Regions from separate parts of the Homo sapiens genome. Here region 1 is linked to region 2. Evidence: chromatin loops called from intact Hi-C (ENCODE). Cell type or tissue: A673. All regions are shown on one strand. Each heading gives the region's core, and the rest is flanking DNA. Links, peaks and the distances in the headings are about the cores only. Region 1 has its middle 230 kb from the start of LINC01630. Region 2 overlaps DCC (DCC netrin 1 receptor).

Region 1 (2,920 bases), core at 281-2,780, 770 kb before region 2:
AACTTAAAAAGGACGAATACTTAAGTCCTATGCTAGAGATTTTGATTTAATTGGTCTGGGGTGGGGGCTAAGCACTGATGTTTTTACATCTCCTCTGGTGATTCAGATGTGCATTCAGGGGTGAGCCCTGCTGGCCGAAGTCTTCCCTGAGGTCTCTTCCAGCTTCCAGCTTCGACGGGAGGAGTTTACAAGATATTCCTTCACTGAGAGAGAGACAGTCTGACACATATGAAGTTAAAGTTACAAAGAGCCTTTGGAGGTGAAAAACCTGAAAACCTCTGTTTCTAAAATTAAAACCTGCCACCGTTGTTCTCTGTGGGAAAAATTTGACTGGTCAGAGCACAGGGAAGCTGGGTTGAGGAATGGTCCTGCTATGGTCTGGATGTTGGTATCTCTCACAATTTATATGTTGGAATCTAATAACCAGTGTGATGGTATTAATAGGTGGGGCATGTGGGAAGGGACTAAGTCGTAAGGGCTCCACCCTGGTGAATGGGATTAGTGCCCTTATAAAAGAGGCTTGAGCAAGCCCCACTCCCCCTGCACCATGTGAGGGCACACAGAAGGCACCACCTATGAGGAACAGGCCTTTACCACACACCAAATTTGCTGATGTCTTGATCTTGGACTTGCCAGCCCTGAGAACTGTTAGCAATAAATTTCTATGGTTTATAACTTACTCAGCTTAAGGTATTTTGTTATAGCAGCCTAAGCAGACTAAGATAAGTCCAAATCAGTGTTTGGCTGCTCAAAGATTTGTTCATAGCATTTGCCTGTGTTCTAGACATAGGTCAAAATCTGCCCTTGGGTTTAATTTGCATCTTGCCATACCCCTGATATTATAGATTCAGAAAGATACCCATCCCTTCTGCTTACTGATGGATGCTCTAACACATAGCATGTGCCTGTGTTCTAGACATAGGTCGAAATCTGCCCTTGGGTTTAATCTGCATCTTGCCATACCACTGATATTATATTATAGATTCAGAAAGATTCTGCTTACTGATGGATGCTCTAACTTCTGTGTCTTATTCCTGCCTTCATCTTTAGCTAGCCTTTGATAAATGGTTGTTCCTATTCTGGGAATGGTAGAATTGGTTCTGGCTTCTGAGCCTGACTTAAACACACACTAGCTGTGTGCCCTTGAAGAGGTACCTTTTTCTTCCCGGCATCAATTTCCTCATCTGTTAAACCTATGGCCCCAAGGTATCTTCTGGATAAAATGCTCTATGCTAATGCAATGTTATGAAACTCCGCTGATCCATCCAGAGTAGAAAGCTGAGCTGTCTTCCTGAAGCAAAATGGAGCCCAGACTTTTGCAAACTGATTATTCTCACAGGTACCAGAGGTGGATTTGTGGGGAGCATCTTTCCAACTTAGTCCACCCCAAAAGAACTGTCTCTTTCCACCTAGCCCAGTCAACAATGAACCCAGCTTTGAAGCACTTGGAGCAAAGGCTGCTAGATGGCGCTGTTTCCCCAGATTTGCAGGGAATCGGCGTTTCAGCAGACGGCTGTTGGAGAAGAATTAACAATTAATGTCCACTGTATCAGCCAAAGCCGGCAGAAAATATGTTATACTCCAGAAACTACAGAGAGCTGAGATTGCTCAAAGACGTTTGGCTGTTAGCTTGGTCCTCTGCTGGCCAAAAATGTAATCCATTCTCACATTGGTCCCATAAGTAAGGGACATTAATCGCAAGGGTAAATAAGGAATATTATTTGTATGCTTATTTTCTCAGTCTTATTACATTTTCTTCTGAAAGTTTTCCTCATATTTTAATTAGAAAACAATCATTACTGGGCTAGAGGGTGATTATAAGCTAACCAATTCTGATGTGAGTTCACTTTGCGACTGCTTAAAAAAGGAAACCACCAGATGAAACACATGGGCTGCCTCTCCGAATCCATATGGGCGCTTGCAGGGAATCACAAACCGAGGCGCGAGGGCTGTGGTAGCAGGCAGATTTCTCCTGTTTTCGTAACCTTTATTTTTCTACAACAAGGCTGTTTGAGTCAAGAGCTTGAACACCGCAGATGTCATTGTCTTCATCAAAAGGCAAAGACATCCTTTGTCACACAAAAGGAGAGTTAGGGAAGCCAGTAAAAGGGAAGGGCAAAGAGGTCGTGTGGTACATTCTCAGCGCTGCTTCTTGCATTTTTCCGTCTTAGTGTTTGCAACCTTCATTCCCACTTTTTCCAGTCCTGCCTTGCTGGGTACTGAAAGGTAAACTCCTTCTAATGATGACAGAGCACAGTGGGAGGAGGGCACTGTAAGATTCTGCTCTCCTGCCTGGATCCTGACGACCTTCTTTGCTTGTAGATACGACCACATTGTGGGTAGCCAGTGGTGCAGTGGCCAGGTTGATTAGCAGAACCGCAGGATTCTCTTGCGGGCATTGGTCACACTCTGAAATGTAAAACCTATGCCTTCCGTATCGTGCCCCTTCCCCTTACTTTTTGTGTCCTGACTTCTTCCTTGCCCAGAAATAGCAGTCTGTCAAGTTTAAATTATTAACTGCTTCACCCTCCCTCTGCCACGCTGTCTGCCGCTCACATTTGCAGGCTGGAGAGAAAAAGAATGAAACCTATGTATTTCCCTCAAGTTTCAAAATTCACAAATTTTGCTTTTTGTGAATTCATGGTGTGCATAGTTTAGATTTAGAAAAATATTCCCAGTGCCAGCTCCTCTGGTGTGCATTTTTTTAAAAAAGCACACATTTTCAATCAACAGCATCAACAACTCAGAACCCAAGCTGGTGGAGAAGGGTGAGTAGGGGGCTGCCCATGGGGAAGCAGAGCATCTTCCCTCCTGGCAGGGAAAGGCTCATCTCTTGACCCAAGGTGCCAATTACTATTTTAACCATCCTCCCCCACTGCCCAAGAGGCAGCTGGAAAGGAATCAGCATGCTGGGAGTTCC
Region 2 (2,920 bases), core at 246-2,745:
AGACCAAATGAATTAATTATCTTTTTCTCTTAAGTAATTCCAGTCATCTGTAAGGTTTTTTAAAAAATATTTAATTATTGTTGTGTAGTGCTTGGTATAGTTGACAATTGTTTTCCTCTTTTAAAATTACCTCTTCACATATTGGTGCTGCGAGCTATAATAGCCATCTAATTAGTAGAAAATAATATTTGTTTGGTGTATACTATGTCCCAGGGATCATGCTGAGCATGATATATAGATAGCACAGATGTGTATGCATATATATGTGTATACTTACGCAGATATAGGTAGATTCTTATTCAATCCTCACCAGAAACCTTTAGGTTGTTTCTAGACATCTAGCATAAGGTCAGAACTCAATATTAGCCAACATTAATGTTATTTTCCCATTTCACAGGTGAGAAAACAGAGGCTCTGGGAGCCTAAGTAACTTTTCCAGGGGGCAAAACAGCATCCAAATCCAAATCTTTCTGAACCGCTATTTCAGAACATTTCCCATCTGCCAGATTACCAAACAACAGTGATTGGGTTTTTAGGGGGTTTCCCATATTCAAAAGACCTGTATTAAATTCCAGTTTTAAGATCTTAACAAAGATATAGCTTTCATTTTTTGCCCTCAAACATGATTTTAAATTTAAACCTTGTGATGAAATGTCATTAGGGGATTTTGGTAATCCTCATATTAGTTTTTCAATCAGTAAATGATGTTTTTTCTTGAGTAATATTTCCCTAGTCATTTATTTTCATTCCTTTTCTGTTGGTCCAATAGGCCTTTTGTGAGCATAATGAGTTTTGAAAGAAATGGAGTGATATATTAATTAACCAAGCTAATTATCTTGGAGAGCCTTGATTTTTAAACCCCAAGGTGTATACATTATTTCTGAAAATGTGTGTTGGGAGATCTTGATTGAGATGGTTTAGGCAGAGGGAAAGACAGCCAAGTAATACACAGCAGGATAAGCAAATTTTGGTTTTAGAAATTAGGGAAAGAGATTGTTGGGAATTTAATTGCTGGTGCTGTTTTGTTTCCCATATATAATTTCTAATATATTACAATTGCACACATAGTTTGTACACATTACACAACATGTATCATATATCAAAAATCACCTTTCACCATAAGCTCAATGTCCTCATTGAAACTAACTCTCCAGTCTAGTACCTATTACAGATACCATTACGGGAGTAGCTCTGGTTTTTGATGCCATAAGTTGTAGCTACTTAAAAGCCAGTAGTTTAACTCCAATTTGAAGAACAAAATGAAGCAGAAAGGGCAGAGTAGCTAAGGTGAGATGTATGATGTTTTATTTCATCAGTAGCAAATTACACCGAATTCAGCTGAAAATGTCTTTCTCATATTTTCTTAATAGCACTTTCAATTGAAATAGACACATAGAAGAAAGATTCTTAAATGGCAACAACTATTGATCATGTTCTTTGCTTCCTGTCTAATGTACTAAGCAGTGAGTTAGTGCTTTGCAGCAGGTATGGCTCTGCCCTCCAGCAGCCTGTTTTCTATGAGACTTACTGAAGGTGTGTGAACACCGATGACATCATGGACATCAGGACAAAGGATAAATGGATCTTGTGGGAAGGGAGAAGAAAAAAATTGGTAAATTACAGGAGACCAGAGAGCGAGTCTGGATGATGACATTTCCCAGCTCTTCAGGGCACAAGAATGGTATATTGTTTTCACGTGTATTGAAGCTGCAGCAATCTCCTTCTGCAAGCCCTTGCTATGTGTTTGGACAGAGCTACTACCAGCAGCAGAGACACCAGCTTCCTTTAAGATCTTTCCAATGCAAGGGAGGGCAAAGCCAGGCTGTTTTGTTTTGTTTCTTCCTTCCTTCCTTCCTTCCTTCCTTCCTTCCTTCCTTCCTTCCTTCCTTCCTTCCTTCTGTCCTTCCAGCTTTAATGAAGTATGATCTATGAACAAAAACTGTCTATATTTAAGAAGAAGAATGTGATATTTCTATTTATAGTTTGTTCTGGCCTCATTGTTTGAGGCCTATTGCAATGCTCTCTACTCTTTCAAATATTCTGCTGCAATGAATGGGATTCTCATAGGTTACATCCAAAAGAACTCTTTTTCTCTTTACATTTTGCTTTGGATAGGAAAATAATACACATTTATAAAAGTTTAACCAATATCTAGTTTTAAAAGTAAAAAGTAAATGTTTTCCTTTGCTCGCCACCACCAATCATGCTCCACTGCCCAGAGTTGACCCTTGACAACCCTGGAGGGTGTTCTTCAGCATGGCACATGCATCCATGGGCATACTAATCACATCGTGGTCTATGTGAGGGGCTCTCCCTGGTACCAGGCAGGGCTCAGCCTGCATTGCTAGGCATGAAAGCCTAGAATAACATTAACATCTGTGGACCCAGTGGCGAGCTTTGGAGGCCTCAGTCTTAGTTCTGTCACCAACTTGCTTCATGTTAGGTGTGACGTTCAACTTCTCTATTTTTTTTTTCTGCTAATTGAGGCATTAGGAGAAGGCAACTTTTCATGTGTCTGAAGAAGACATTGGAAAAGAGGATTTCTAATGTCTTTCCAGCTCTAAAATTCATAGATGTGCTATGTATCTTTCTAGTAATTTGTTGCTTTGTAGCCACAGTCCATAAACCAGGCTGTTGACACACAGCTCTCCAGATTCCAGGATCAGACAAGAGAATTAATTTTTATTTATTATTTAGGTTCTGCCAAATTACTGTTTTCTGGTTGCAAATTAAACTACTATTGCAGAAGCATTTTCCTTTATAAGTGCCACTTTTTTTTTTCCCCACGGAAATCTATACTGTATTTTGCATGGCTATTTCCAGTACTTTTAGAATGTGTAGGGGAAAAAAAAAAACCTTTGCTAGGAGTATTTCAGCAAAGTTTTTATTTGGGCCATCAACTTTCTGTCAGCTTCCTGCA

What was found. Hi-C counts contacts between places; a loop is a spot of excess contacts. Peaks named below come from ENCODE experiments on the same cell type or tissue, not always from the same donor. Only the 100,000 strongest peaks of a DNase experiment are listed, where the experiment ranks them.
Region 1: it touches region 2 in a loop (4-fold over the local background); 1 of 110 quality-filtered maps calls a loop at or near these places.

The regions. Positions count from the first base shown.
Region 1 is chr18:51,619,838-51,622,757 of GRCh38, forward strand. No RefSeq gene overlaps it. Among named protein-coding and RNA genes, the nearest start is that of LINC01630, 230 kb to the left of the region's middle. In A673, for the core only: a CTCF peak has its summit at 1,465; a DNase peak (open chromatin) is centred at 1,484.
Region 2 is chr18:52,385,737-52,388,656 of GRCh38, forward strand. The region is part of intron 1 of DCC (DCC netrin 1 receptor); the gene reads left to right. Among named protein-coding and RNA genes, the nearest start is that of DCC, 47 kb to the left of the region's middle. In A673, for the core only: no CTCF peak of the experiment used is centred there; DNase peaks (open chromatin) are centred at 1,715 and 2,305; H3K27ac peaks cover 2,500 bases.